3 separate regions of the Homo sapiens genome follow, and all the other regions are linked to region 3. The links are chromatin loops, found by intact Hi-C in ENCODE. Cell type or tissue: CD4-positive, alpha-beta T cell. All regions are shown on one strand. Links, peaks and the distances in the headings refer to the core of each region. The heading gives the core; the rest is flanking DNA. Region 1 has its middle 73 kb from the start of KIAA0040. Region 2 overlaps LOC105371623 (a long non-coding RNA gene). Region 3 has its middle 17 kb from the start of KIAA0040.

Region 1 (10,875 bases), core at 1,081-9,080, 56 kb before region 3:
AGACAGTATTATATGAAACCACCAACTTTCTTTTCTTAAGTCCATTTGGTTTAAACTTGTCCCAATGTTCAAGAATACATCCTAGTGGTGAGTCCTCTGGGATCCATGCTGTATTCCCCATAAAGGAGGCAGATGACGTTGAAAGAAAACTTCCAAACCCGTGAGACTGTATTGCCATTGGCCAAGTTCCATCAAAAAGGAGACAGTTCTTAAGGCACGCTGCATTATGACGGAAAACCTGCTGAAAATTGAATTCCCTTATTTATATTGGCCAGATAATATAAACAGGCTGAGCCATGGGCCCTAGATAAACCATGATATGGAAGCTGACAAAAGAAATGTCAAATAAGGCAAAGGAAATGAGAAGGATTTAGGTGCGGATGACCAGAGAGAGCAGGTTCCGGGCAATAGTGGCAGCATGAGTTGGACAAACAAAGCCAATTTGCCTGAATCCAAGAAATGAAAGAAGCTTTGTTAGTGTACAAATGAAACAAAACAGCAAGGAAAATCCCCTGATTTCCATCCTGGTACTCAAAATCCCAAGACCAGTTAAATGAGGTCTCCTGAAAGTGGCCATGAAACAAAGGCAGCAACCAGGGAATTGATTCAGGAAGCAAAGAGGACAAGGTGAATTAATCCAAAGTTAATAGTGATAAACATCCTGTAGAGTCAGATCTATTTTTAACCAAGAGGGGGCTTACCAAGGGGCATCTCTAATGCCCTATGTCTTAGGAGGGACTCTAACCCCCCTAAGTTGGGCCTTTAACCCAAGTTTGGACAACTATCCTTGCTCTTTACCAAGAGGAGTCTTTAAGCCCCTATGTTTTAGGTGGAGCTCCAACCCTTCCAGGTTGGGTCTCTAACCCAATTTCATTCTTTACCTGGTATAGAATATACCCCCACCACTTACCCAAAGTTGGCCAATTGGTGTTGCAGTTTATTTCCTTTGGGTCAGGGGTCTCTTCATTAGTCCCTTTGTGGTTCACCAGGAGGAAGTTACCAGAAAGTTGTCCCCATCAAGACCCCAAGAGAGGGTTCTTGGATCTTGTGCAGGAAAGAATTCAGACCAAGTCCACAGAGGAAAGTGAATACGTGTTTATTTTAAAAACTAAGGGAATGTAAGAATAGCTACTCCATAGACAGAGCAGGGTGTTCCTGAAAGTAAGCACAGGAATGCACCCACCTTAGGTATAATACTTGTTTGTATATAAAGACAAATCATGGGAGAGATGTGCTCTGCCACAAGGATTTGGGATAAAGTATTGCTAATCTTTGTGTAACTACTATCTTTCACAAGAGTCTATATTATTATCTTTAAAGCAAAACTTGTTCTTAAACTAGGAATGCTTTTGTTCTCAAGATATCAGGACATCAGGACATTGCCTGGATCTGTTTCTGTTCCCTTAACTGTAAATACCTTGTGACTAAGATACCTAGCCTCCTGGGAATGTGGCCCAGCAAGTCTCAAACTCATTTTCCCACCCCTATTCAAGATGGAGTTGCTCTGCTTCAAACGCCTCTGACAAGCTGAGTGATTAAGGCAGAAAGGAAATTATTGAAGGATATTGTGTTACTCATGGAAGTTCCAGGAGTGTCAGAATCATCTTAAATGCCACCCACCCAAGAAAAACGTTCAAAATTCCCTCATATAACTGATTCTGTGAAGGCACAACTGTTGCTTTTACCAGGCACAGACTCAACTGCTTGTCCCACTGGCAACACTGATGCTGGACATTGGCCCCTGCTGGCTGCTGGAACCATTACCATGAGCCCTGGAAACTGGATCTAGCCACCACAGACACCATTAACTTCACCAAGATAGCTTCCTGGTGGCCCTGGCTCTTTGGATTCCTACCTTCTAAGTTACAATCTGCCTTGGATGGAACTCATGAATCATCATGTATCTTGAGTCATATGCCTATAATCTATCTAGAAGGAAGGTTAGAATGGTATGTAAGTTCTACTGAGTGAAGAGGACTCTGCTCTCTGCCAAAAAGGAGAATGTCTCAAGATAAAAGGAGAAGAGTTGAGTAGTCAGCCAAAAAGAATGACAAATGTCCAGTTTCCCAAAATATTTTTTATCCTCCCCAACTTCCTTACTTCATATTCAGTTAGACTTTGCTCTCTCAACCTCCTACAACACATACATTCCACCTCCTCTGTCTAGTACAAATGTTAAGGCAAAATGAATTTTCAGAAACTAATCTACAAATAGCTGAGACTCTCCAGCAAACATTATAATAACATGTTATTTAATGAGCCAAGCTGCCTCAAACCTGTGGAGCTACCACTGCTGGCAATGGCTCAGGTTTGAAAGTTACAATCAAAACTTCACGTGTTTTTTTGGTTTTGTATGCCCACTTCACCACCCTTGCCCCAAGTAACCCTTCTAGGCATTAATATACATGTTTACATTTTTAAAGATAATTTTATTAGTTTTCTCACACTTAAATTAAAAATATGCCTCCTATCCTAACCTCCCCCCACCCCTACACACAGCTGGCTAGGTCAGTGTTGTGAAATTAGGCAACACTTTCTTCAAGAAATTCTTGGGATTCCTTGAGCATGTTTTAGGGAGCATCTTAACTGCCCAGAAATATTAAAGGACTCTAAAGTGGCTACCCAATAACAGCCCTGCTATGCCTAATGGCCAAGAACAAAACAAACATATAAGTGAGCTTAGTGGTAGAATAGGTCTGGGATTTGGAGGAGTGAATGTTCCAGGGGAGTGTGATGTGGAGTCTGACATCACCCAACCAAACTCCTCTTAGCTGAGCTGTCCACTCTGGGAAGGCATGGGCTGTAGGGCAAAGGAGAGACTGTGTCACTGAAGTTCAACAGCTGTGCTCTGCAAAACACTCCAGAAAGAGCTGATTAGCAGAGAAAGGCATTCCCCCATGGACGCAGAGGGAGAAGCATCCTAAAGCCATCAGGCCAGCTGGAAGAATACACAGCATCCCTGGCTGACCAATGGCTGTGGAAGTCAGAGCTGCTGGCAGAGGCTCTGCTGACAACTGTGAGAAACTGCTGGCCCCCCACAGATCCCAACCTAGCATAACCCCAGGAAACCAAGGGAACATTTGAGATGCACAAACATCTGTGAGAGCAGCCCCAGAAATATTTAGGAAGAGAAACTCCTGGAAGCAAAGGGATCTCTGCCTGTCAAGGATGTTTAGGCTCTGAGCATTGATATTTGGAGTATTACTGTAAATCTGATTTGACTTCATAGCCAAAGATAAGTAAGATCTGGGTCTTTCAGTTACAAGTGTTGAGGTTCCTTGTTTAAATTTTGATACACTCTTTGAGCACCCAGCAGCTCAGGAGTATCACCTTACCCATGCACCCCAGTTTATAATTCCTTTGTAGGAAGTATGCTATTTTGTAATACATATTTGGTCTTCATCCTATTTCCTGACATTCATCTCCTAAAACCCTTGGAAATCTCTGGTGTGATGAGTGTCTTTTGTATGCTGAGATGCCTGGTAGATGGGGGCACCTTGAGAGCTTCAGGATGGGGGTTAGTCACCCGAAAGACCATGGCCTAATTAGAAAGTTGGGTCCCCCTAATCTCTGGGAAGAGGAGGGAACACTGAAGGTTGAATTGGTGACCAATGGCCAATGATCTAATCAATCATGCCTACTTAATGAAACCTACATAAAAATCCAAAAGGACTGGTTTCAGAAATCTTCAGGATAGCTGAACACATGAAGCTTCTTGGAGGGTGGCACACCAAGAGACGGCCTGGGAGCAATGTTCAGTGCCCCTTCTTCTAAACTTTGCCCTGTGCATCTCTCTACTAGCTGTTTTTCTGTATCCCTTGTAATACTCTTTATAATAAATGGGTAACATAAGTAAAGTGTTTCCTTGAGTTCTGTGAGCCACTCTACCAACTCAAAGAGGGGATTATGGGAATCCCCATTGATAGCCAGGTGATTAGAAGCACAGACCATGCTAGTATCTCAAGGGTGGGGGCAGTCTTGTGGGACTGAGCCCTCAACCTGTGAGATCTGACGCTATCTCCAGGTAGATAATCAGAATTTAGTTAAACTGTAGGACACCCACCTGGGTTCTACTGGACAATCTACTACAGAATTGCTTCGTTGTATGTGCGGAGAAATCCCCACACATTTTGATAAACAGAGGTGCTGTGTTGTATTAAATGTGAGAGTGGACAGTAGGAAAAACAGTTTGTTTGTTTGTTTGTTTGCTATCCTTTGAAGAGGGAGCTTTATAACAAACTCCAAAAACAAGCTTCAGATGGAGCCTCCAATTCACCCTCTATTTGCATATGAGGCACAGCTACACAATTTGAAAGCAGTCCTGTAGGTTGAGAGTTCACAACCCATACCACTTTGGAAAAACTGAGGTAACACTTAGATCAGATGGGGGACAACGTCAAGGCAAAACCATTAATACACTTCATAGGAGACCCCACCCCACTTTAGTCCTCCTGTGTATGGCTGATTTGGATAGAAGACCCTCCAGAAGAAGAAGGTCCTCTAGTCCTTTTTACCTTGTACCAGTGCTACTTGGGCTCATGAACCATCCCTTTGCTATAAACTTCTTGAGAGCATGATTCATATTTGCTCCATGTTTTATCTCTATAACTCCTAGGATACTGTAAATAAAATAGTCTTCCCTTCTCTGCAGTTTTGCTTTCCATGACTTTAGTATTACCTATGATCTGAAAATATTAAATGGAAAATCCCAGAAAATGACAATTCATAAGTTTTAAATCACGTGGCGTTCTGAGTAGAGGGATGGAATCTAGCCCTGTCTCCCTCCATCCCACCCAGGACATGAGTCCTCCCTTTGTCCAGTGTATCTACACTGTATATAGTACCTGACCATTAGTCCACTTAGTAGCCGTCTCAGTGATAAGATTAGCTATCTCAGTATCACAGTGCTTGTGTTTAGGTCATTCTTATTTTACTTATAATGGCCCCAAAGTGCAAGAGTAGTGATGCTGTCATATTGTTATAATTGTCCTATTTTATTATTGTTGTTGTTAATCTCTTACTGTGACTAATTTATAAATTTAACTTTATCATAGGCATGCATGTACAGGAAAATAAACATTGTATATATAAAAGTCTGTTCTATCCACAGTTTTAGGCATCCATTGGGAGCTTTGGGACTTATCCCTGGTGGATAAAGGGGAGACTACTGTATTTGAATAAATGAATAAATGATAAATAATGACAGATATTTGGAGTAGTAAGGTCATACCACCTGAAGTTTCAGTGACAGATGAATAGCACCTGTTCTATTACAGGGAAGCTCTTACTTTTCTAGCAGTAGTTCTTGGCCCATGTTGAGAGATTACTTAAACAACAAGGTAATACAACACACTCTTCCCCTGGTCAGTTTAGGACTCATCCCATGTCAGCTTTCACAAAAAAGAAAAAAAAACATAAAAATAACAATCTAAAGAATGCAATAATAAGATTGGCCAGGGTCCCTGAATCCCTAGAAATGTTCTCATAAAGTTGTTGTGGAAACCCAATGTTGTGTGTCTAAGTGGTCTCCTGGGTGAAAACACGGTTCCCTCCTAGATGTGACTTGGAATATGAATGAAATGTTAGCTTTGGTTCAGAGATGGGCATTAAGAAACAGCTAGTTTCGGCTGACTGATTGCTGGGTTCCAAGTACACTGAAATCTGGCTTCTGAATACCACCTACTCCAGTGAACTGCTTCAACTAAGGTCACTCACAACTTCCTTATAGGTAAAAATCAATAGCCCCCTTATAGTCCTTACTTCATGTAACTTCTCTGCATCTGTTGGCGCCTCCTATGTACCTTCTCTTTCAAAATCCCTTCTGTATCTTCTAGATGCCATGTTCTCGAGTATTTCTTATTACTCCTTAGTCTCTTTGTAGTTGCTTCTTGCCCTGCCCATCTCTAAACTGTTAGTGTCCCCTAGCAGTTATCCTTGGCCCTCTTCCAGTTTCATCTACTCCCCAGACAAGACAGACAATGAGTTCAAATCTCTATTTCCCACAGTACCGATCAGCCCTTCTCAGTTGCTTTTGCAAGGACATTAAGCTCTAGTGCCCTTAGGTATGACTTGTATATCATTAATGGACTTCTCTCCTATGTATTTAGAATGTGAGTAGTTATCAATCATTCTGGGAAATAATTGAGAAAAATAGTCATGCAAATAATTTTATGTAGGACTTAATTCCTTCCAAGAACCCTTCTTCAAGCTGATTGGCACTGGACCCATAAAGCCAACTGCCTAGCAGACATCTCCACTTGGTTGTTTCACAGATATCTCAAAACCCCCAATTCAACAATACATCTTATTACAGCCCTCATAATTCCTCTCCCCTGTGTTACCTATCTTGATAAAGACCATCACTATATTACTACTTCCTGATTTTTCCATTATTAGATGTAACCTATTGATTTTCTACTGTAGAAGATGAGGATAGGATGTTCTCTCTCACATACATCCCTGTTTCCAGCATACACTTTCCATCCCTCCACCCTACTTGTAATTTAGAATTTTGGTAGCATAAATATTACTTGCTTATATTATGATGACTATGTAAACATGTTTTGTAACTGAGCCATGTAATGTACTATAATGACTTTTCCTTTCTTGCAAAACTTTCTGGTTTCCTTGAAGTTAGTTGTCTTTTGTTTATTTGCTTAGATTTTTATGAATGCACCTTTAGTTTTTTCTGTATACTTACCAGTAATTCAGCTGATTGAAAGCTCTATGTCTAGGGGTAGACTCATGGTCTTCATTCACATTTCCACCAATTGTATAATCCCTCTTGGTATATTAGGTATCCTATCAATTTTCTATCAATTTCTGTTTCTTGAGGAAACCATCCTGAAGCCTTCTAACCAGCTCCATCCTGAGCTTCCAGCTGTCCAACTATATTACAAGACTGTTCATCTTGTTAAGTCTGCTCACCATCATTATGGGGATGCCACTCAACTCTCTCTGTTGTTTGATCCTTTGTTTCCTGGATTGCACAGTTTTCTCTTACATGGTATTACTCCCTCATTTTGGTGGATCACACCCTCCACTAGCTTCCTAATAAAAGATGTATGTTAGCAGATTTTTAAAATGTTTCATGTCTCAAAACGTCTTTAATTTACCCTAAGTAGGAATTTGGGTGGTATAGAGTTTTAAGTTGTATTGCTGTCCCTCCATATTTTGGAGGCATCATTCCATTACCTTCCAGTTTTCAATGCTGATAAGGAGAAGTCTGATGTAATTCTGAATCTTGATCCTTTGTATGACATCTTTTCCCCCATCTCAAAAATTGTAGATTTTCATTTTTTATTTGTGTTATTCTGAAATTGCACAGTGATGACCCTCTGTGTGATTTTATTTTCATTCATTGTACAGAACTCTGGTACTCATGTCTTTTGGTTCTAAGAAATTTTCTGATTTAATTATTGATACTTTCTTTCTCTTCAATGTACCTTTTCTCTCTGTCTGGAAATTTTTATTTGGATGACGGACAGTTTTTAAAATCTTTTCTCTCCTATTTCCTTTTGCTTTTATATTCTTCTTTCTGGGAGAGTTCATTAACCTTATATTCCAAAGCTTCTACTGAAATTTTTATTTCTACTTTTACATCTTTAATTTCCAAGAGCTCTCTTTTTGTTCTCTGGGTGTTATTTTTATAGCATCATATTCCTGTTTCTTTGAGGCAGTACCCTCTTTTGCCTTCCTATGGATATTAATTACAGTATATTATTTAGGTTTTTTCTTCCTTTGTTCTCTACCTTGTCTAAGCTGCTTATTTCTGTTTGTTTTTATCTCTGTCTTTTATATTTTAGCTTTTCTCAGCCAATCCTTGGTGCTCGAAGAAGTTGATTGGAAACTCTCAGTCTGTGGATGAACTTGTAATCTTCATTGTTGGTATCTCACTGGGCTCCCTGGTAAAGCCCTGATGTTGTAACTTTGGATCATTTTTCTTGGGTTAGTCATACTTCCAGAGAAGGCTTTTTTAATCTCCTTCTCTAGTATAAAGATGACTATTAAAATTCTAAGAGCCTGTTAGGAGATGAAGACTTAGGGTGTTTCAGTTTCAATGTGTAAACTTTTGCTAACTCACCACATTTTCCATATGATATTCCCATACCCAACTCTACATGGCATCTAATTTATTCCCTTAAGAGAATAATCCTCCAGTCTTCTGTCAGAGTTGAAGTGGGAAGTCATCTTATTACAAAGGAGAAATGATTTGGGAGTCCAAATCTTTCTTTATAAGAATTTGAGGCCAGGTGTTGTGGCTCATGCTTCTATTCCCTCCCTTTGATAGGATGAGACAAGAGAATCACTTGAGCCCAGGAGTTCATGACCAGCCTTGGAAACACAGTGAAACCTCATCTGTACAAAAAAATAAAAAATTACATGGTTGCTTCCAAGATGGCCATATAGGAACAGCTCCGGTCTACAGCTCCCAGTAAGATTGACACAGAAGATGGGTGATTTCTGCATTTCCAACTGGGTACCTGGTTCATCTCACTAGGACTGGTTGGACAGTGGGTACAGCCCACAGAGGGTGAGCCGAAGCAGGAAAGAGCATCGCCTCACCTGAGAAGCACCAGGGGTTGGGGGATTCCCCTTTCTTAGCCAAAGAAAGCCATGAGTGACTGTACCTGGAGGAATGGTACACTTCTGCCCAAATACTGCACTTTTCTCATGGTCATCGCAGCTGGTAGAACAGGATATTCCCTCCCATGCCTGGCTCAGTGGGTCCAATGCCCACAGAGCCTTGCTCACTGCTAACACAACAGTCTGAGATCGACCTGGGATGCTGGAGCTTGGCAGGGGGAGAGGCATCCGCCATTGCTGAGGCTTGAGTAGGTGGTTCTATGCTCACAGTGTAAACAAAGCGGCAGGGAAGCTCAAACTTGGCGGAGCCCACTGCAGCTCAGCAAGGCCTACTGCCTCTCTAGATTCCACTTCTGGGGGTGGCATATCTGAACAAAATGCAGCAACTTCTGCAGACTTAAACTTCCCTGCCTGACAGCTCTGAAGAGAGCAGTGGTTCTCCCAGCACGGTGCTCAAGCTCCAATAACAAACAGACTGCCTCCTCAAGTGGGTCCCTGAACCCCATGTAGCCTGACTGGGAGACACCTCCCAGTAGGAGCCAACAGACACCTCATACAGGCAGGTGTCCCTCTGGAATGAAGCTTCTAGAGAAAGGATCAGGCAGCAATATTTGCTATTCTGCAGCCTCCACTGGTGACACTCAGGCAAACAGGGTCTGGAATGGACCTCAAGAAAACTCCAACAGACCTGCAGCTATGAGGCCTGTCTGTTAGAAGGAAAACTAGCAAACAGAAAGGAAAAGCATCAACATCAACAACAAGGACATCCACACCAAACCCCATCCATACGTCACCAACATCAAAGACCAAAGGTAGATAAAAACCACAAAGATGGGGAGAAACCAGAGCAGGAAGGCTGAAAATTCCAAAAACCAGAACACCTCTTCTCCAAAGGAACACAACTCTTCACCAGCAAGGGAACAAAACTGGATGGAGAATGAGTTTGATGAGTTGACAGAAATAGGCTTCAGAAGGTCGGTAATAACAAACTTCTCCAAGCTAAAGGAGCATGTTCTAACCCATTGCAAGAAAGCTAAAAACCTTGTAAAAAGGTTAGACAAATGGCTAACTAGAATAACCAGTGTAAAGAAGAGCTTCAATGACCTGATGGAGCTGAAAACCACAGTACAAGAACTTTGTGAAGCAAACACATGCTTCAATAGCTGATTCGATCAAGCAGAAGAAAGGATATCAGTGATTGAAGATCATATTAATGAAATAAAGCAAGAAGACAAGATTAGAGAAAAAAGCGTGAAAAGAAATGTACAAAACCTCCAAGAAATATGGGACTAGGTGAAAAGACCAAATCTACATTTGATTGGTGTACCTGAAAGTGACAGAGAGAATGGAACCAAATTAGAAAACACTCTTCAGGATATTATCCAGGAGAACTTCCCCAACCTAGCAAGGCAAGCCAACATTCAAATTCAGGAAATACAGAGAACACCACAAAGGTACTCCTCAAGAAGAGCAACCCCAAGATACATAATTGTCAGATTCACCAAGGTTGAAATAAGGAATAAATGTTAAGGGCAGCCAGAGAGCAAGGTCGGGTTACCCACAAAGGGAAGCCCATCAGACTAACAGCTGATCTCTCTGCAGAAACCCTACAAGCCAGAAGAGAGTGGGGGCCAATATTCAACATTCTTAAAGAAATAATTTTCAACCCAGAATTTTATATCCAGCTAAACTAAGCTTCATAGGTGAAGGAGAATTAAAATCCTTTACAGACAAGCAAATGCTGAGAGATTTTGTCACCACCAGGCCTGCCTTACAAGAGCTTCTGAAGGAAGCACTAAACATGGAAAGGAACAACCAGTACCAGCCACTGTAAAAACATGCCAAATTTTAAAGACCATCAACGCTGTGAAGAAACTGCATCAATTAATGGGTGAAATAACCAGCTAGCATCATAATGACAGGATCAAATTCACACATGACAATATTAACCTTAAATGTAAATGGGCTAAATGCCCAATTAAAAGACACAGACTGGCAAATTGGATAAAGGGTCAAGACCCTTCATCAATCTTGAGATAATTTTTGTGTAAGGTGTAAGGAAGAGAACCAGTTTCAGCTTTCTACATATGGCTAGCCAGTTTTCCAAATACCATTTATTAAATAGGGAATCCTTTCCCCACTGTTTGTTTTTGTCAGGCATGTGTGCTGTACTCAGGAGTCCCATCTCACGTGCAAAGATACGCATAGACTCAAATTAAAGGTAGGGAGGAAGATCTACCAAGCAAATGGAAAGAAAAAAAAAAAGCAGGGGTTGCAATCCTAGTCTCT
Region 2 (10,875 bases), core at 2,005-10,004, 88 kb before region 3:
ACACAGAAGGAAGACAGTGTAAGACAGCAGAAGATAGCCATCTGCAAGCCAAAGAAAGAGACCTCAGAAGATATCAACGCAGTGACACCTTCATCTGAGACTTTCACCCTCTAGAATCATGAGAAAATGGATTTCTGTTTAAGCTGGCCAGTCTGTGGTACTTTGTATGGCATCCCTAGTAAACAATTGCAACCTGTATTTAGCTTTCTAAATCAAAAACTAAGTAAAATTCGCACTTGGAAAAGTAGATTCACACACACATGAGTTCTTCCAAATACACTTTCAAAATTCCTTATTTGCTGAGGTTCCATTTCAATGCCTCAATAACCACATGTGACTAATGGCTACTATGTTGGACTGTATAGCTCTAGAGCCTATGGACCATAATAGCAACTTTGGTTTTTACTGTCAGTGAAGTGGAATGACATTAGAGATTTTTGCATAGAAGAATGGCATCATCACTGCAGCTGCTGTGTTAAGAATAGAGTAGGAGGCAAGTATGGAAGCAGAATGTCCAGTGAGGAGGCTAGTACAATAATTGAGGAAGAAATTATGGTTGCTTAAACCAGGGGATGTAGCAATGGAGTTGGTGAAAGTGATCTGTTTCTGGATATATTTCTAAGCATAGCTGGCAGGATTTCCTGATGGATTGGTTGTGGAATGGTAAAAGTCAAGAATGACTACAATTTCTCCCAAGCCCTGACTTTTGAAATAAGAATCTTTTAAAATTGAGGTATAATTTATATACCATAAAATACATCTTTTAAAGGTATACAATTTGGTGGTTTTAGTATACTCATGAGGTTGTACAACAATCACTAAGACCTAATTCCAAAACATTTTTCCACTCCAAAAAGAAACCTCTTACCCATTAGCAGTCATTCCCAGTATTCCCTTCCTCCAACCCCTGAAAATCACACATCTACTTTATATCTCTATGGATTTTCCCATTCTGGACATTTCATATAAATGGAATCATACATTATGTGGTCAGTTGTGTCTGGTGCTTTTCACTTCATGTAGTGTTTCCAATGTTCATCCATATTGCAACATGTACTTCATTCCTTTTTATGGCTGGTTAGTATTCTATTACACAGATATTCCACATTTTGTCTAGCCACTCAACAATTGATGGTCATATGAGTTGTTTCCACTTTTTGGCTATTCTGAATAATGCTCCCATGAACATTCATGCACAAGGTTTTTTATGTCGAGATATGTTTTTCTTTCTCTTGGAAACTTACCAAGGAGTGGAACTGGTGGGTCATATAGCAGCTAACAATGTTTCCAAAGCAGTTGCACCATTTTGCACCACCAGCAATGAACAAAGGTTTCAATTTCTCTACATACTCACCAACTTTTCTTATTGCCCTGCGTTTTTTATAATTGCCATAGTGGTGGGTGTAAAGTGGTATCTCATTGTAGAAATTTACATTTCCCTAATGACTAATGATGTTGAGTGTCTTTTCATGTGTTCACTGCTTGTATATCTTCCTTGGAGAAATACATATTAAATTATTTGCCCATTATTAATTGGGTTTTTTTTTTGCTGCACTGTAAGTTCTTTATATTCTCTCCATATTCTCATCATACCTTTATCAAATACACTATTTGCAAACATTTTTCATTCTGTGGGTTGCTTTTTTGCTTTCTTAGTAGTTTCGTTTAAAGCACTAAAGTTTTTTATTTTGATGAAGTTCAATTTATTTTATGTTAGTTGCTTGTACTTTTGGTATTAGATTTTGTCAAATGCTTTTTCTGCAACTATTGAGATAATCATGGGATTTTTCTGCAACTATTGAGATGATTGTGTGATTTTGTCCTTTATTACCTGGATGAATTGTCATGTATTGAAACAACCCAGCCTTCATGGGATAAATCCCAGTTGATCATAGTATATAACCCCTCTGTATATGTTACTAGATTCACTTTGCTAGTATTTTCTTGAGAATTTTTGTATCTATTATATACTTATAAGGGACATTGGCCTGTGGTTTTCTTGTGTGTGTCTGTGAAGTCTTTGTTATGTTTTGGTATTATAGTGATACCAGTCTCATAGAACAAATTCGAAAGTGTGTCCTCATGTTTTTATTTTGGAACAGTTTGTGAAGAACTGATATTAATTATTCTTTAAACATTTGGTAGAATTCATGAGTAACTTATCTGGGCCTGGCATTTTCTTTGTAGGAAGGTTTTTATTACTAATTCAATCTCTTGACTTGTTATATATCTACCGAGATGTTTTATTTCTTCTTTAGCCAGTTTCAGTAGTTTGTGTGTTTCCAGGAACTTTTCCATTTCATCTAGGCAATTGAATTTGTTGGCATAAATTTTTCACAATATTGTCCTAGAATCTTTTTTATTCCTGTAAGACCAGTAGCAATGTTTTCTCTTTAATTCCAAATTTCAGTAATTTGAGTCTTCTCTATTTTTTCTCAGTCTAGCTTAAAGTTTGTCAATATTGTTGATATTTTCAAAGAAGAAACTTTGAGTCTCATTGATTTTCTAAATTTTTTTATTTCATATTTCATTTATTTCTGCTCTACCCTTTATTATTTTCTTCCTTCTCCTGGCCTGGGGTTTTATTTGCTTTCCTTTTTCTAGCTTCTCCAGGTGAGGTTTAAGTTATTGATTTTAGATCTTATTATTATTTAGTATAGGCATTCACAGCTGAAAATTCCCTCTAAACACTGCATTAGCTGCATCTTATAAGTTCTGGTATGTTGTGTTTTCATTTCCGTCCAATTCAAAGTATTTTCTAATTCCCTTTGTGATTAGGTCTTTAAACTATTGGCTATTTAAGAGTATGTTGTTTAATTCTCATTAATTTGTGAGTTTCCCAAATTTCCTTCTGTTTATTTATTTCAATTGTAGACAGAGAATACATTTTATAAGATTTAAAACCTTTTAAATTTATTAAGACTTGCTTTGTGGCCTGGAGAATATTCCATGTGCCCTTGAGATATTGACTTTTCTGCTGATTTGGGATGGAATGTTCTATAGGTATCTTTTAGATCTAGTTGTTTCACAATGTTTTCAAGTCTTCTATTTCTTTCTTGATCTTCTTTCTGGTTGTTCTATGCATTATAGAAAATGGGGTATCGAATTCTACAATTACTGTTAAATTGTCTCTTTCCCCTTTCAGTTATATTATTTTGTGATTCTGGGCTCTGTTGTTAGGTGCACATGCATTTATAATTGTTCTATTTTCTTGATGGATTAACCCTTTTATCATTATAAAATATCTTTGTCTCTAGTAGCAATTTTTGCCATAAAGTCTGTTTTGTCTGAAACTAATGTAGACCCTTCAGCTTTCTTTTGAGAGATTAGTTTGCATGGTATAGCTTTGCTCATTCTTTTCCTTTCAGCCTATTTTTGTCTGTGAATCAAAAACATGCCTCTTACAGACAGCTGGTTATATCATGTTTTTTTAATCTATCCCACCAATTTTTTCCCTTGAATTAGGGTGTTTAATCTTTTTATATTTAATAAAACTACAGATAAGGTAGGACTTGCCTATGCCATTTTATTCTTTTCTACATGTCTTATATCTTTTTGTTCCTCTATCTCATTTTTTTGAGACAGAGTTTCACTCTTGTTGCCCAGGCTGATCTAGGCTCACCACAACCTCCACCTCCCAGGTTCAAGCGATTCTCCTGCATCAGCTTCCTGAGTAGCTGGGATTACAGGCACCCATCACCACGCCCGGCTAATTTTGTATTTTTAGTAGAGACGGGGTTTCTCCATGTTGGTCATGCTGGTCTCGAACTCCCGATCTCAGGTGATCCACCCGCCTAGGCCTCCCAAAGTGCTAGGATTACAGGAGGGAGCCGCCGCGCCCTGCCACTTATTTCTTTTACTACATTCTTTAGCTATTTTCTTTATAGTTTCCCTGGGGATTATAATTGGTAGGTGGAACATTACAACTTTAAAAGGTTGATGGGGAAAGGATCCTGAAAAGGAGAAGGTACTGAGAGAAGAGGAAAACTCGGGAGGGTGTGATATCCTAAAATCCAAGTAAAGGCTGGAAGCGGTGGCTCACATCTGTAATCCCAGCACTTTGGGAGGCTGAGGCAGGCGGATGACAAGGTCAGGAGATTCAGACTATCCTGGCCAACATAATGAAACCTCATCTCTACTAAAATACAAAAAAATTAGCCAGGCATGGTGGCGTGTGCCTGTAGTCCCAGCTACTCAGGAGGCTGAGGCAGGGGAATCTCTTGAACCCGGGAGGTGGAGGTTGCAGTGAGCCGAGATTGTGCCACTGCACTCCAGCCTGGCGACAGAGGGAGACTTTGTCTAAAAAAAAAACAAAACAGCAACAAAAATCCAATAAAGAAAACATTCAAAGAAAAGGGAGTGATCAATTGTGTTGAATACTGCTGAGAGAAGACATAAGGTCAGAAGTTTATTTGTGACCTTGACAGAGGACTGATGGTAGTGGTGTGAAAATATGACTAGAGTGAGTGAAACCCCTAGAGAAATACGGGAGGTGGGGGGCAGAAGGGTGGGGGGTCTATGTTCAAGAGAAACCTAAAAAAAGTCAGATTGAAAAAGGAAAAGGCATTTCAGATTCTCTGCCTCTTCTTTCTCTAAGAAGTCAAATAAAAATGAAAAAAAAAATGTGTGTGTATAAAGGATGAAATGGATTCTGAGGATACTCTCAACAGTCAGAGTTCTCTCTTCTTTGTCTGAGAAGCAGCCATACGGGCCTCTGCAAATATTTAGGCATTTTATTTCAGGATGTATAATAGTTTGCAGAAACTATTTGGAAGGCCTTATAAGTATACAGTTGGCTTGGTCACAACATCCAGCTAGGGAACTGGAAGCCCAGAAAATCACAGATTACCTAATAATTTAGGGAAACCATAATACTTTGATGTTGTCAACCTACATAACAAACAGAGACTCTCTTAAAAGAAAAATGGTATTTTGTGGAGAATACCGCTTTGCAATTGGAATACACATGCCATAGTAAACTACGTGCATAGTTGGGAAGATAAAGGAAGACAAAGACCTTTAAAGGAAAAGTAAGGAGGATTACATAATTGTTTTTGAGATTATTGTCCTTGACTACAAGGATCAGTAACAAGGGTGATGCCAATTCAATGTTAACAGGTAGTTGCTGGGCAGTGTTCCTACAGGAGTATTTTTCTGTGTGTGTGTTTAAGATTGCAATGGCCTTTGTGCCATGTTGTGATTTTTGCAGTCTTTCATGACAGTTTTTGTTATCAGCCTTTTATGCATGAGAACCTCCCCATCATGGCCTTCCTTGGTTTTGTCAGGATTTTGTTTGTTTGTTTTCTTGTTTGTTTGTTTAACACAAGTGACCTCATTTTGATTCTGAAAGCTTTCACATTTCCCCTTTTTGATCAAGATCTTTCTCCAAAAGCACCAGTGATCAATCATCCTGTAGTTAGGTTTTCATTGTCCCTGGATGCTGGGATGGACCTATCCCAGACTGTTGGTCTGGTTCCTCATGGGAAGGAGTGAATGGTGCCTAGGAGACATGTCAAAATCCCTTTAACCACATTTGAGCAACAAGGGAGGTTTGAAGGGAGTAGCTCTCAGGCTACATCTACCCCAATTCATTATTAGGTTCAATTTTGTCTGTTCCATAGTCTTTTATCATCATCTCAAGTGTTGGGCCTGCATTATTTTCTCAGGAGTTATATGTCTGCAAAAATTTAACAAGTAACAGATACAAAGTTTTAAAAATAAAAATACAAAGTAAAATTAATTGTAATATGCCAATCCCAGTTTGCATAACAGTTTTCAGCCATGAACCTTGGCTTAAAAAGACAACCAATTAAATAAATCATACAACCATTATCCTGCCAAATGAAAAAGGTAGAAATTAAGAGGCGTAAGACTCTCATTATGATATGGAATACTGTTCTAATATCTTGGTAAAAGCTGTCTACAGCATAAAAACATCACCTTCTTGTACTGGTTTGCAGTTCGAATGTCTTTGTTGATGGCATCAGACAGTTTGATGAACTTTGTATGACCTATACATCAACCCTGAGACTTGTTCCTTAAAATTTACCTATTAATAACTTCAGTGTATAGGGCTTCCAGAACAAAGCATTTCTTATTTTTGGTAATTCTATGGAAGAAAATTGAACTGGAAGAAACTAGAAGAATTTAGGATTTAGTCCAGTCTATAGATAGATAACAAGAATTTGGAAACAATGCATATGGCTACAGTTTAATAAAAGGAGTATTCTAGTGTTTTTAAAACATAGAAAGTACATAGGAATTGCATAGGAACTCAAATCTGAATTTCCTGTGTAATTCAACGTAGAGATAAAAAGTGATCAATGTTGAGATAAAAAGTGATAAAAAGAAATCAAAGTCTCAAAACTTCCTCAGGCTAGAAAGCCACATCAAGGAAGACTTTAGATTTCACTTATAGTCTGAAGGTTCTTGGGCCTGCCAGGAAGTGACAATTTTCATTCACTCACTGTAAGGGTGAGAATCTTTGAAGTCAGGCATTCTATGCACATTCACAAATACGACATTTCAGTCAAAGCCTTGGTAATATAACCAATGAATTCTATTGTATACTGTTATATTTTTTGCTTGTTTTATAAAATTTTTATTTTATGTAAAAATAGGTAACATGGTTTCTTTCATTGCATGGATGCCTTGGATAATCCATTTAAAGAAGATCACTTAGTCCAACTAAATGAAACCTATATCCTTCATGTACTGATGGAAACACCGGTGGCACCTACTGAGGCCATATTTCTGGATCAGACTATGCCAGTTTGAGCAGACGCAGCAAGAGTGCAAACCCTGGCTGAATTTTCTCCAGCAGAGCTGCTGGTGACCCATCTTGCTTTCAGGAGTATAATGAGGTAAAGGCATATCCTGTATAAAGGGAGCAGATTCTTATTGAATTTATGCAAGTAACCATATTGCAAAAAATAACAAGAAGAAGAAGAATACTCACAAATGTTTTCAAATTTTGGAGGGATCAAATAAGAAGAAAAAGCAAATGTTTTCACCTTTGTTCACAGCAGTATACCTTACCAAATAGATAGCTTAAGAGATAAAATTTCCTTAAATCTGAAAAATAAAGCATTTAAGTAAAGAACGAATGATGTTTCAAATAAAAGTCATAAAAACATTATTTTTGGCCTGGTGCAGTGGCTCACATCTGTAATCCCAGCACATTGGGAGGCCAAGGAGTGTGGATCACTTGAAGTCAGAAGTTGTAGACCAGCCTGGCCAACATGGCAAAACCCCATCTCTACTAAAAATACAAAAATTAGCCAGGCTTAATGATGTGCGCCTGTAGTCCCAGCTACTCAGGAGGCTGAGACATGAGAATAGCTTGAACCTTGGAGGCGGAGACTGCAGTGAGCCAAGACCGCACCACTGCACTTCAGCCTGGGCACAGAGTGAGACTCCGTCTCAAAGAAAAAGGAAACAAACGTTTTTTTCACCAGTTTTCCAATGTCATTAATTTTGTTCTGCTTTGTCTTGATTAGCATCTTCATGAATCCATCAGTATTTTTATTAGAATTCTGGGACATTTTTATTTAGTCCATTGATTTTAAAGCTATTAGAAACCTGTATTTAAGAATACTTGTTAGTATCTTTTCCATGAATCTGATTACAAATGCTTTTAGAGAAAAATTGAGACGATAACGTGGAAGACAGACTTAAAATAGCCATCGTTAAAAATCTGATGAAAGTTCATTACAATCAGCAATTGACAAGGGAATTTGGGATTTTTGTGGCATTCAATATAATAACCAGAACTGTTACAGATATGACATATTACACTTTTAAGAATTTTATAGGGCCAGGCGCGGTGGCTCACACCTGTAATCTCAGCACTTTGGGAGGCCGAGGCAGGAGGATCACCTGAGGTCAGGAGTTTAAGACCAGCCTGGCCAACATGGTGAAACCCCGTCTTTACTAAAAATACAAAAGTTAGCCCAGCGTGGTGGCAGGCATCTGTATTCCTAGCTACTCGGGAGGCTGAGGCAGGAGAATCGCTTGAACCTGGGAGGCAGAGGTGCAGTGAGCCGAGATCGCGCCATTGCACTCCAGCCTGGGGGACAAGAACGAGACTTCGTCTCAAAAAAAAAGAATTTTATATACAGTTTTGAAACATTTTTATTAGTAACATACCCATAAATGTAACTGGAAAAAGATCTAGTATCACTTCTCATTTGACAATGTTTCCCATATAATTTACCAAATAAGCCTAATCATTTAATATCTCTCTACAAGATGAGGAATACATCCTTTGAAGCTCTCCAGGGACACCACTGAAAAATATCAAAGTCAATTTTAGGTCAAAAATACTTAATTTAGAATTTTGATATGGGGAAGTCTTTCAAAGGTACCCAAAGGTTTAAAACACTTGATCAAAACAGGATCACAGGTCACTGTGGAAATACTAGCTATTCATTTAACTAGAGTGATAATCAAAAGACTTCAAAAGCAATACAGAAAGTTACGTGGATGTAAAAATCCTTAACCTCATCAAAACTCAGTTTCTCTAAGTAATCAAAAACCTAATAAACACAACATGAAATTATCTTAATAAAATATACAATCTTTGTTTCTCAGGCCAGTTACCAAAAGGATTTTGTTTTTATTAAAATCTTCTGGCAGTATGATTGCTTCTTTTTATGGGAAACCCATTTAGATATCCTGGAGTCAAACCTGATGAAAAGGCACTTGAATTTAATCAGACACAGGAAGAACATGTTCAAAGCTATGAGTGTACACCACATTAAAGAGGAACATAAACAGGAAAACCAACACCTTGAGCAGGGTAATCCATGGCTTTTAGTAATAGCATGGGAAGTTTTCTGGCTACATGAAGCAATCAAGACACATCAAGAAAAGCCAAGAATAGGGAGTCAAGTTATACTGGAGGAAAACATTGCTTTGCTAGGCTTTCAAGGGAAACATTTCAGTGTCAGGCCATAACAGTAGGGATAGAAATAGAGAGAACATTATAGGAGCTGGCAAAAATATTTAAGGAGAGAGTTCTCATCCCAGACCTTCTCAAGGAGAGAAAGGAGGAGATCAGAAGGCAATGATATGTGACCTACAAATCTCATGCAGAGACACAGCAAAAGCTGAACTTCTGATATACGAATCCAAGAATCTTCAAGAGGAAAACTTTACCTTGATAATTGAAATTATCATTCTAAATGAGGAAAACAGCATTTCTAACCAGAAACTAGGAAAAACTAAATGTATCTCAGGAAGAAATGTGGCAGAAACATAAACTGTACAACAGGAAGAAGCTGCAGTTCAGAAGATAACTGAAAATTAAAAGAAACAGATTTCAGAATCAAAAATCAAAACCTCTTGCAACTTTTACTAAGACAAGATCAATACTTCAAAAGAAACTTGGTTGTGCTAACACAGGGAACCAAAATTTTTTAGTTATATATCAAAGCTCAATCTTTTTAATTTTTCATATCAAAAGCTCAATTTTTATATCAAAGCTCAATCTTTAGAAAGACATAATTTCCATCTAATTATAGCCAACTTGATCACAGACAAAATTTCTTTCCTAAATTCATCCTTCACAAACCTTATCACAACTTACTCAGACTGTCAACGACATGCTTCAGCCTTTTGCTTTGTCCTGTGTTTCCTCTTTCTTAAATAACTAGTCATTTTACTTTAGGAAAAAATTCACTACACAAAATTCTTTCTCATAGAAAATTTTTCTTTTGTTCTTTTTTAATCTTCCTTACCAAAAATACATCTTTATACCTGTACCTTTCTTCACATCTCTCACTCTACTACTTACTGGTTCCTTTCTATCTTGTTCTACGTCTTTTCTAAATTTACTTCTGGAAACAAGCCTCTGGATTGAGACTAAATTTTTTTCTTCTCAATGAGGAATACGTTTTGTTGTTTTTTGTTTTTTTTTTTGAGTCAAAGTCTCACTCTGCTGCCCAGGCTGGAGTGCAGTGGCACGATCTTGGCTCACGGCAAGCTCCACCTCCTGTGTTCACACCATTCTCCTGCTCAGCCTCCCAAGTAGCTGGGACTACAGGTGCCCACCACCACACCTGGCTAATTTTTTTGTATTTTTAGTAGAGACAAGGGTTTCACCATGTTAACCAGGATGGTCTTGATCTCCTGACCTCGTGATCCGCTCACTTGCCTCCCAAAGTGCTGGGATTAGAGGTGTGAGCCACCGCGCCTGGCTGAGGAATACATTTTTATGCCTTCCTTATAATTTCTCTCATTAAAAACACATCTTACTTTTTGGTACACTTTGTGAACAGAATTATATATTACTTAGAATTTTTGACTCTTAGTAACCTCAATTTCTAGTGAAAACCTAGGAAGCAAGAAATTTTGAACTGTCAGCTACATCTCAGTATTTTATCTTATTTGTAAATGACCTAGACGTTAATATCTATCACTTAATTTAACATAATTTTAAGACTTTAAATCACATGAAAAGTTCATTTATAAACATGTATTTGACTTATTTTCTATTTTTTTATTTTTTCTTCTCATTATTGCATTTTTTTATTATTATACTTTAAGTTCTGGGTTACATGTGCAGAATGTGCAAGTTTGTTACATAGGTATACACGTAACATGGTGGTTTACTGCAAACATCAACCCGTCATCTACATTAGGTATTTCTCCTAATGCTATCTGTCCCGTAGCCCTCCACCCCTCTACAGGCCCTCGTGTGTGATGTTCCCCTCCCTGTGTCCATGTGTTCTCATTGTTGAACTCCCACTTATGAGTGAGAACATGCAGTGTTTGGTTTTCTGTTCCTGTGTTAGTTTGCTGAGAATGATGGTTTCCAGCTTCATCCATGCTTCTGCAAAGGACATGAACTTATTCTTTTTCATGGCTATATAG
Region 3 (10,875 bases), core at 1,617-9,616:
GCGTAGCATGACAGGAAAATTCTACACAATAACCATTCCTCTCTCACCAAACACCACAGAAAACAAACAAATAAACAAACAAAAGCCTGTGGCCCACTCCTACCCATGACAGCAAAGTCCAAGTAGGAGCCATTTCTCTACCTTTGAGAGACTGTAATGAGGTGTCTAACACATCTGCTGGAGTGATGTCGGAGAACGTCACTTAGGGAGCTGAGACTTCCATCTCTACTGGCCAGTAACAAGCTTCCCAACCCATCTCTCACCATGGTGTCTGTGGTGACAACATTGGAAGCCTGAACTTCTACCCCCTCATCCAGCAGTTACCAGGAAGCTCTTTTCCTCTCCTCTGGGGTGGTGCTGGTGGAGGCCACATAAAGAGTCCAAACTTTCATGACTACCCAGCAGTAAAAAAAGCACCTTTACTGCAGAGTCAATGGAGATGACATGCGGAGACAGAACTCCAATTCTCACCTCACAGTAATGAGAAGCAGCCCCCTCAGGTGTCAGTTGTCAACAGAGGACAAAGTAAAGAACATGGTTTTTACCTTCACTTTGCAATAATAAGGTGGTGACCCCCACCCCTGTCCCCTGCCACAGTAGTACCAAAAAGGCCAACAAAACCAGAAAGTTTAAATGAAATAAAGTCTCAGACCATGATATGAAAATATTCAGGTTTCTATTGAAAATCATTCCTCATACCAAGAGCCAGGAATATCTCATACTGACTGAAGAAAGACAATCAATAAATGCCAATGCTGAGATGAAAGAGATATTAGAATGGTCCTACAAAGATTTTAGAGCAGCTACCCAAATTGAAAAGGAAGAAATTAAATTATCCTTGTTTGCAGACGATAAGATCTTATATTTGGAAAAACCTAGACTCCACAAGAAAACTATTATAACTGATAAACAAATTCAGTTTACAAAACCAGGATACAAAATCAACATATACAAATCAGTAGCATTTCTATATGCCAACAGTGAACAATGTGAAAAATAAATTTAAAAAGTAATCCCATTTATAATATCCACACATAAAATTAAATACCTAGGGATTAACCAAACAAGCGAAAGATCTCTATAACGAAAACTATAAAACACTGATGAAAGAAATTGAACAAGACACCAAAAAGAGAAAGATATTCCATGTTCATGAATTGGAAGAATTGATATTGTTAAAATGTTCATACTACCCAAAGCAATCTACAGATTCAATGCAATCCCTATCAAAATACCAATGACAGTCTACACAGAAATAGAAAAAACAATCTGAAAATTTATATGGAACCAGAAAAGACCCAGAATAGCCAAAATTATACCAAGAAAAAAAAAAAAACTTGTAGAAACCGCATTACCTGACTTAAAATTATGGTACAGAACTATAGTAACCAAAACAGTATGGCACTGGCATAAAAATCAACACATAGACCAATGGAACAGAATAGAGAACCCAGAAACAAATCCACACACCCACAATGAACTAATTTTCAACAAAGGAGCCAAGAATATACGCTGGGGAAAAGACAGTCTCTTCAATAAATGGTGCTGGGAAAACTGGATATCCATATGCAGAAGTTGAAACTAGACCCCTATCTCTCACCATATACAAAAATCAAATCAAAATGGATTAAAGACTTAAGTTGATGACCTCAAACTATGAAACTACTACGAGAAAACATTGAGGAAAATCTCCAGGATGTTGATCTGGGCAAAAATCTCTTGAGCAATACTCCATAAACATAGGCAACTAAAGCAAAAATAAACAAATGGGATTGCACCAAGTTAAAAAGCTTCTGCTCAGAAAAGGATACAATCAACAAAGTAAAGAGACAACCCACAGAATTGGAGAAAATATTTGTAAACTACACATCTGACAAGGGACTAATAACCAGAATACATAAGGAGCTCAAACGACCCTGTAGGAAAAAAAATCTAATAATTAGATTTACAAATGGGGAAAAGATTTGAATAGACATATATCAAAAGAAGACATACAGATGGCAGACAGGCATATAAAAAGGTGCTCAACATCATTGATCATCAGAGAACTGGAAATTAAAAACTACAATGAGATATCATCTCACCCCAGTTAAAATGACTTATATCCAAAAGACAGGCAACAACAAATGCCAGTGAGGATGTGGAGAAAAGGGAACTCTTGTACGTGGTTGGTGGGAATGTAAGTTAGTACAACCACTATGGATAAAGGTTTGGAGGTTCCTCAATAAACTAAAAATTGAGCTACCATTTGATCCAGCAATCTCACTACTGGGTATATACTCAAAAGAAAGGAAATCAGTATATACAAGAGATATCTCCACTCATGTTTGTTGTAGCATTGTTCACAATACCTAAGATTCAGAAGCAACCTAAATGACCATCAACATAATTTGTATGTATTTTCAAATTTTAATATAGAATTGTAAATGCTTTAGAAGAAAACTTTTCAATAATATACCTAAAATATAATGTAAACTCTGTCCTGTAACCTGTACATTGATCTTGGTACCTAACAGTTGCTTCTGTGTCTTTCTTCCTCTTCAAATCTGCAAATGACTTAGGGGTTATTATTCATCTGTGTATTATCCATCTTTGCATTGCCAGTACTTTAAATATTGCCTGGCACGTATTAGGTAGTTAATAAATATTTGTGGAATGGCTGAATATCCAGCTTAAATGATTCTTCCAGTCTGTTGATTTCCTTGGTCTCCCCTTTTCTCATCCTTCCTCCTATATAACTTCTTACTCTCCTGAAGTCCCTTAGACTTTGTTCACAGAACTAATATGGAATTAATATAACATCTTGCAGTCAGCTCTGTGCATACTTGCCTAAGAGTTCCTCAAAGGTGAGTAGTGTGCATTTTTCAGGCACTTTCTAGACACATCAAAGGGCTCAAAATTGATTGACAAATGAATTAACAAATGAATGAATGACCATGCAATACCTTATATATTATACAGTATTGATAATTTTTTTGCTTTATTCCAGGAACTTTTATATATGCACACACATACAAAGAGAGACACAGTAAGACAAATAAAAACCACATAACCCACAAGGAAGAGCCGTGTCTAAGCAAGAGCACAAACAAAAAAGAATGAATATACAGTTGGAATCATTGCACAGCTTTTGAGTTTGGGGTTAGTTCCTGCAGATTATTCTTTGGGACTGATGGAAGGAGGGAGGGTGTGAAATCTTCACATCATTTCTAGCTGCTTAGAGAGAAATCCCAGTATGAGTCCTATTTTTCACATACCAGGAAAAAAAGAGACACAAACATATGTTAAAATCACCAAATGACACATTTTAGTTTTATTCACAGTCTCAGTCTTGACAAATTTACAATCTACTTTCAGCTGTAATCATTCCAAACATTTGCCTTTAATAAAATTTGGCTAGTTTAATGTAATAAGAAAATAATACATGGGAAAGAGTGTGAGCTTTGCTTCAGATGGGCCTGAATTCAAGCCCCGGGTGATCCTTTCTAGTTAGTTATAGGAATCTGCCATCTCTGAATCTGTTTTCTTAGCTGTAAAATGTAATATTAGAGCATCAACCTGTGGGATGGGTGTGAGAATTAAATAAGATAATGTATGTAAATTGTGAAGCATAATGCCTGGCACATAGTAGGCCAATAAATTATAACTGTCCCTTTCCCTGTCAAAGGCACCAATCTCTGGATTATGAATTCCAAAACACCTTCACATGAAATATTTTTCTCATTTAAACCATATTAGAAACCAAAGTTATAACACCAGGAAAATACTTAAGAAAAGTATAATATGCTTTAAAAATGTTATCTTAGATACCCCATAGGGCTCTCAGTAAATACTTGTTGACTGACAAATGTGTAGTCGGAGCATAAAATCACATAGATAGAAAGAGATAACAACATAAAGAAATTTGGAATCTGCACAGGATAATGATTATACTTCAACAAGTATTTGATTTTTTTAAAGCAAAAGTAAAGGAAATGGAAAATCATTTTTTTAAAAATCAGGTTTTCTTTTATAGCCACAAGTTTATATAAACACCTATAGGCACAGTACCGAAAATACTGGCACCTTATTGGAAAAAAACTGCTGCATTGGAAGCAAAAGTGTTCCAAATATAGAGGGACATGTGTATTCATGACATGTGACCACCTCTTTCCAAACGATCCTGGAAGCACCATCCTATGCACCCATGACTAAAGAGTCTGCTAGAACATTTCCTAGAACATCATTGCCCTGAAGACAGGGTTTACCTAACAAATAGTTGTTAAGATTCCAGGTACCATGCTAGGCTCTGGAACACCATGATGGACAGATCATGATCCCTGTCCTCAGAGAGATAGTCCTACAAACAAATAATTGACAACAGAGTGTGATTAGCTGTTCTGAAGGCATGTATGACGACACATGGCGGCACAAAGAAAAGAGTGGCCTGTTTTACCTGAAGGATTAAGAAATATTTCTCAAACATAGTAACAATTGAGCTGGACCTTCTTAAAAGATAAGAAGCTTGCCATGCCAATAGAAGGAAAGGGCAGTTCATGCAGGGAGAATCTCTTGGAAAAGGCTGAAATTATGGGGTAAAATCGGGGAACTGTGGATAGCTCCATAAAAATTGGGACATTTATAAGGCATACATTATGTATGTGTATATAGTGTCTAACATGTATAGTATAAACATATCTCAATATACTTGTGCACTCAACAGCAAATAATTATTCCCATTTTGTTGATGCATGCAACATACCCTTTCCCTCCCTATTCTGTGATTCACCTAATCACTCATCAGATTCACCTTATAATGTCAATTTTAACACCTGAAATGTAACCATTTATAGATCATTAAATGGTCCTCAGTCATCGATACCTTGCTTTTCATAGGTTCTTAAATTCTTATGGGACAGATCACCCACAATTATGATGACCATGGGAAGGGATGGGAAGGAAGGGAGCTGAAAGATAAAGGGATACAACTTCCCAGTTTGTGCATCTCCATGGCCCAAGAAAGCAACCCAACATCCTAAAAGAATACAGATTTTGGAATTGTTAGTAATATGATAGAGCTATGAGTAGTACATAAATCAGCTATGTACAAAGTGAAACCTAAGACATAGGTTGTTTATTCCACAAAACAAAAATGGAAAAATTTCCTCTAAGATTAAAAATAAAGACAGTATATGACAATTTGTGGGGAGAGCCAAAACACCCTAGGGTTTTGTGCTACTATGGATTATCTGGCTTATGCTGCAGGAACAGCCAATGTGTTACACATGGGCCTCCACTGTGGAAGACATCACTAGATGATCTCAGTTGTTTCCCCACTGAACCTGAGAGAAGGGGATAAGCAAGATCAAAGAAGAGTGAAACTATTCATTGTGCTCTTAAAAATAGTGCTTTTTAGGTGTCAACCTAGGCCCTGTGGTTGTGTTTAAATTACCACTTCAAAATATCATCTACTCAATTTTATGTCCCACACCTACCACAAAGTGGCTGTGTGACCTTTCCCAAGGTCACATAATTTATCTGGGCTTCTAATCCCTCTTCTGCAAAAGGAAGAAATGAACCAGATAACCTTGAAAGTCAGCTCCCTTTTTGACAGTTTGCCATTCTTTCCTCTTTTCCTTTATATCTAGTTATCTCAAGCCTCCGTCTGTATTAAGAATCAATTGTCTTGGGCAACAGAAACCCAACTCTATGTGAGTGGATTTTTGGCCCAAACTGTATAGTTCAGCTGAAGTGCCCCATGAGCCTAGATGGTCCGTGCCTTTGCCCCCGACCTTGGGCAAACGTGTGCTGGATGTACAGCTGCCAAAATACTGACTGCTGCCCCAAAGTGGTAACTTGAAAATCAATACCTCACTTGTACTCTGTGGTTTCATTTCCTGCCCGGAAATGCAGCTCAGTGTTGCAGATGGGGCCTTAGATGATAAAAACTTCTAAGATAGGTTCTGCATTCAGCATGGTTTCCTTTGCTGGGAGATATTGGTAAACGTTCACAGAGCCTCTTTTTTTCATGGGGTCAGGCAGAAAGTACAATTTCAGTGACTCTCACCTTGGATTCCCTACTTCTGGATGAATGAAATGAATGTGAAACACACCCTGGAATGTGAAGAGCACCCTGGTGTTGTGGTGTTGGCTGGGGATCCCTCAACAGTGGTTTCAGGATCTGGATGGGGAAAAGAGCCCTTTAAGTGTTCCAGCCAGCAGGCAACAGGTGCAAGGAGCACAGCTGCACTGAGTGCCCCTCCAGGAGGACCACAGGGTTGCCCTGGGCAGAGAACTTCCCAGCTCAGCAGCACCGGGGCATGGCCTTCCAGGGCAGTGAACTCTGCAAGTTTGTAAGAACATATACAGCAGTGTTTAAAAGCATGAATTATAAAGCCAGAGACCTGAATGCAAGTCCTGCCACTTACAACCTCTAAGATTTGAGCTTTCCAAGCCTCAGTTTCCTCATCCACTAATAGTAGAATCTAATCACAAGAATCATTGTGAGGATTAAATAAGACAATGAACATAAACCAGCAAGGTATAGTCTCCAGCACACAGTGCTATGCTGAGCCTTACTGGACCCTGAGACAAAAGGAAAAATCCATAATAATGATCAAATCTTTCTTTAAGATTTTGATATTTAGTTCAGCATGAAATTTTTGCATTAATTTTTATTTTTTAAAATATTGCATTAAAATGTTACTTACCTTGATTACTGAGGGGGTTTTTTACACTCCTTAAATTTTGCACACTTGCCTAAGCAAGTAAGGTAGTAAATGTCAGTTGTTACCATTCTACGATCACCACACAATAATTACATGACACAGTTTAGCATTTAATTATCTAATGTCTTGTGTTAGCTATTGTTCCAAATTCTTAGGTCTTGTTTTCCCAACTAATTTGTACACTGATTAATGGCAGAAATTATGACACATGTCTTTTATCCCTAAAACTGCTGAGCACGTAAGAGGCTCAAGTGAGTACTTATCCAGTGATTGCTTATAGCACATGGTGGACAATTTAAGACTCTACTGTTCTCTAATTGCTTCATGTGTTTGAAGGTTTTGGATTATGATCCTTGAGGGCGGGAATGACATCTGATCTGGCATTTTTCCTGTGCCATGTTTGACACAAAGCTGGGGGCACAGAATCAAAGAACTGGCAGGGACCTTTTTGTTCATCTAATCCCACCAACTCATTTTACAGATAAATCATCTAATGCTTAAAGAGGTTGCATCATGTGGCCAAACCAATCAGTGAATGAGCTGGAATGAGAAATTAGCTCTCCCAGGATCTTTCTCTTTCAGTATTTTGTTAATTTTCTTGATTTCTCTATACTCTTGAGTACCAAGCACAGGGTTCTGCATGTAGAAAAAGTTTTTTTAATGACGTAGATTATTGATTTCTGGAACTTAAGTAATCTTTGCATAAAAGGGGTATAGGGAGTCATTGCTTGGAAAAGTGTATGTATATTTACCAACTATCCATATATCCTGGTTCAGTGACAAGGTGGTTAAGAGAATACTGGGTTTGGAGTTGTTAGAGGGCTCTATGTTCAAGTCCTGGCTTCCCTATTTCCTATTTATCTGACCTTGGATGAAATTAAGTTTTTAATTTAATTTTCCTCATCCAAAGCATGAACATAATAATGGTACCTACCACACAGAGTTATGAAAAAGTGTGCAAAATAAAAACGTGTAAATAATATAGTAGACCACCTAACACATAGTAAAATCTCAACAAACATTAGCAAGTATCACTATTCTAAAAGTAAGCCCTAAGAGTTAGGTGGACTACAAGGCAGATGGATAGATTTATACGTATGGTTCTACAATATGTCCACATTTTGGCATTATTATGTACGGTTCTATAATATGCTCACACCTTTTGATAATGGTTGGGAGTGGAGAGTTAAATTATCAGTCAAGCAAGCACTTTCGAATTATGCTATATCTATTTCTTGAAGTCTCATAAATAACTCTTATTAGAGTTATTCTGTGGGATCTCAGTTCCTCATAACTGGGGACCTCCAGCCACCTAGCTCCTGAAATTTTTCAGATTTCCAAAAGCACCAAGAGTCCAGGTCAGTAGAATATAAAGAGGGACCTGCCATAGACTCAAGAATATCTAACAATAATTTCATTTTTAAATCCCTCTCAAGAGAATATAAACTATGTTAGCAAGAATGCCTACTGAATAAGCAGAAGCCCAGACAAATATAATAAGACATTTCATGACCTGGAATATTGCCAGTGCAAAGCCAGGGCTATGAACAATGGATTGGGTAACTCAGAGAAACCAATTGCACAAATGAGATCACCCAACACCTCACCTGCTTTAATTCTTTTTTGGCCTCAGCACAAAGCAAGAGTCCTAGCCTAAACTTATATGACTCCACAGGAAGATGTAAGGAGGAAGTCTGTGTGAAAAGTATCCTGTTGTTTAAGACTTGGAACTTGAGGAGAAGAAATAGACCTGGATATACCAAATTTCCAAAGACCACAATATTTTGCACCTTTGCAGCATCTTGATTCCAAAGTCTTCAAATCACTTCAATCTTGTCTGGTGTTAACATGTCAATGAAGCAGCTAAGAGCCCATTGGGGTCACAAAACTTTAAAAAGCACTTAATATTCAAAGCTCTTTGGTAAAGAAAACAAGAGAATATTATAAATAAAACCCGTTTTTCATCCTGAGTCAAACCCTCCAGTGGCAATCTGAATGTTCTCTTAAAATGCAAACTGTCCCAAAAGCAATGTGGTATCCTAAATTGGATCCTAAAACATTGAAAAAGGATATAAATGGATAAATTGATTAAATCTAAAAAACAACCACGTTTAGATCATAGTTTAGTTAAGTGTTATACCATGCTAATTTCTTAGTTTTGACAAAAGCACCATTGGCTACATTGGATGGTAATATTAGGGGAAGCTGAATGAAAGGTAGACAGGATCTCTGCACCCATCTTTGCAACTTTTCTATAAATCTACAATTATTCCAAAGTTTAATTGTTTATTTTTAAAATCACACAAAAATAGTAAGTTGAGGTTTCTTTGCTGAAGAACTTTTATTTGATGAGTGGGAGGGATGGGAATTATAATTCTTTCTCCATAGAGAAAAGTGTATTAAAAGGACAACTAGTTCCAGCTTTTTACCAGATGTTAAAAAAAAGATGGTGGCCAACTTCTTTTCCCATCCAGATACTATGTTGAGAATGTAAACAGAATTGAGAATTGGGCTCCCCAGTCTGTAAAATGGGGATAGTAATACCTCTCACCAGCGCTACTGTAGAGAATCAAGGAGAGAGTGAACACAGAGCACTCCACACATCTGGAGCTAGGTAAGAGGCCTTTCCCTTTGCTCCTTCTCAGGCCAACCCCACAGGTCCTCCTGCCAGCCTCTCAAAGGAGTTCTATAACTCAAAAATAAAATTATATACCCCCCAGTCATCTGAACAGACCCCTCCTCTCAGCCAAGGGTATTCCAAAGTTAATCTGAAAAACTAGTTCAGGCCTTAATGGGAAGGAGGAGCTGGACATACCTCATTATACCCTCCTCCCTTTTGAAATTACTGATAGAACGAACTCTTTAATTCCAATAAGAAACATTTATAATTTATTCTCTCTGAAGCCTGCTACCTGGAGGCTTCATCTGCATGATAAAACTTCGGTCTCCACAACCCCGTATCATAACCCAGATATCCCTTTCTATTGATAATAACTTTCTTTTTTTGTTTTTGAGAAGGAGTTTCGCTCTTGTTGCCCAGGCTGGAGTGCAGTGGTGCAATCTCGGCTCACTACAACCTCCATCTCCCAGGTTCAAGCGATTCTCCTGCTTCAGTCTCCTGAGTAGCTGGGCATGTACCACCATGCCTGGCTAATTTTTTGTATTTAGTAGAGATAAGGTTTCACCATGTTGGTCAGGCTGGTCTCGAACTCCTGACCTCAGGTGATCCACCCTCCTCAGTCTCCCAAAGTGCTGGGATTACAGGCTTGAACTACCGTGCTTGGGCAATAATAACTCTTTCAACCAATTGCCAATCAGAAAATCTCTGAATCTGCCTATGACCTGGAAGCCTACTTTCCCCACCCCCATTTCCAGTTGTCCCATCTTTCCAGATCAAACCAAATGTACATCTTATGTGTATTAAGTGATGTCTTATGTCTCCATAAAATGTATAAAACCAAGTTGTGGCCCAACCACCTTGGATGCATGTTCTCAGGATCTCCTGAGGGCTGTGTCACAGACCATTGGTAAATCATATTTGGCTTGGGATAAATCTCTTCAAATGTTTTACAGAGTTTGACTCTTTTCATTGACAGCTCTCATAGGTAGGCCCTCTGGGCGCAGCAACTGCTCCTCTGTCTCATCAGGCAGTGTCCCCTGTGTTCCTGACCTCCTGAGGAGCTGCTGGATGGCTTAGCCCCTTGACAGTGAGTAGTGGCCTCTCAACTCCACTTCTAGGGAGCAGCTTGCACTCTGCTGGCTCCTGCCAAGCCTACTGGCAGCAGCCCTGTCCTTGCACCACTTTTTAAAGAACAGCCCACCCACCATTCTGTTGAGAAAGGGAGACAGAAAAACCTACCACATACTTGCTCATTTACTTTTCAGTTGAAAGTGAGAAGGAAAGCAATGAGCCATGAGCTGAGGCTAGGGCCCAGCCCCTGCTCACTGAGTGTTACTTTCTCTACAATACTACACAGTGGCTCATTTCCAGAACAACACTTGCTCCCCTTGGCTCGGCACAACGTTAAGTGCCTCCACATTGACTCACTGTCCTTTGCTTCAAGGAAACTCTTAAATTAATTAGGCCTTGTCATTCTGTGACAGTGTAGAGCTCATCTGCTCTTCTTGGCTTTGTCTGGTCTTGTGGATAGAGAATGTTTAGTGAAAG

What was found. A loop is a pair of places that touch in the nucleus more often than their neighbours do. Peaks named below come from ENCODE experiments on the same cell type or tissue, not always from the same donor. Only the 100,000 strongest peaks of a DNase experiment are listed, where the experiment ranks them.
Region 1: a loop joins it to region 3, with 1.9 times the contacts of the local background. A loop is called at or near these places in 9 of 110 quality-filtered maps.
Region 2: a loop joins it to region 3, with 4 times the contacts of the local background. A loop is called at or near these places in 8 of 110 quality-filtered maps.

The regions. Positions count from the first base shown.
Region 1 is chr1:175,259,903-175,270,777 of GRCh38, reverse strand. No RefSeq gene overlaps it. Among named protein-coding and RNA genes, the nearest start is that of KIAA0040, 73 kb to the right of the region's middle. RefSeq lists an enhancer at 641-1,840. In CD4-positive, alpha-beta T cell, for the core only: no CTCF peak of the experiment used is centred there; no DNase peak of the experiment used is centred there.
Region 2 is chr1:175,293,045-175,303,919 of GRCh38, reverse strand. All of the region lies in intron 1 of LOC105371623 (a long non-coding RNA gene), which reads right to left. It also overlaps the pseudogene RPS29P4. Among named protein-coding and RNA genes, the nearest start is that of KIAA0040, 110 kb to the right of the region's middle. In CD4-positive, alpha-beta T cell, for the core only: no CTCF peak of the experiment used is centred there; a DNase peak (open chromatin) is centred at 6,429; H3K27me3 peaks cover 331 bases.
Region 3 is chr1:175,204,295-175,215,169 of GRCh38, reverse strand. No RefSeq gene overlaps it. Among named protein-coding and RNA genes, the nearest start is that of KIAA0040, 17 kb to the right of the region's middle. In CD4-positive, alpha-beta T cell, for the core only: no CTCF peak of the experiment used is centred there; DNase peaks (open chromatin) are centred at 5,369 and 5,879; H3K4me3 peaks cover 1,328 bases; H3K27ac peaks cover 2,835 bases.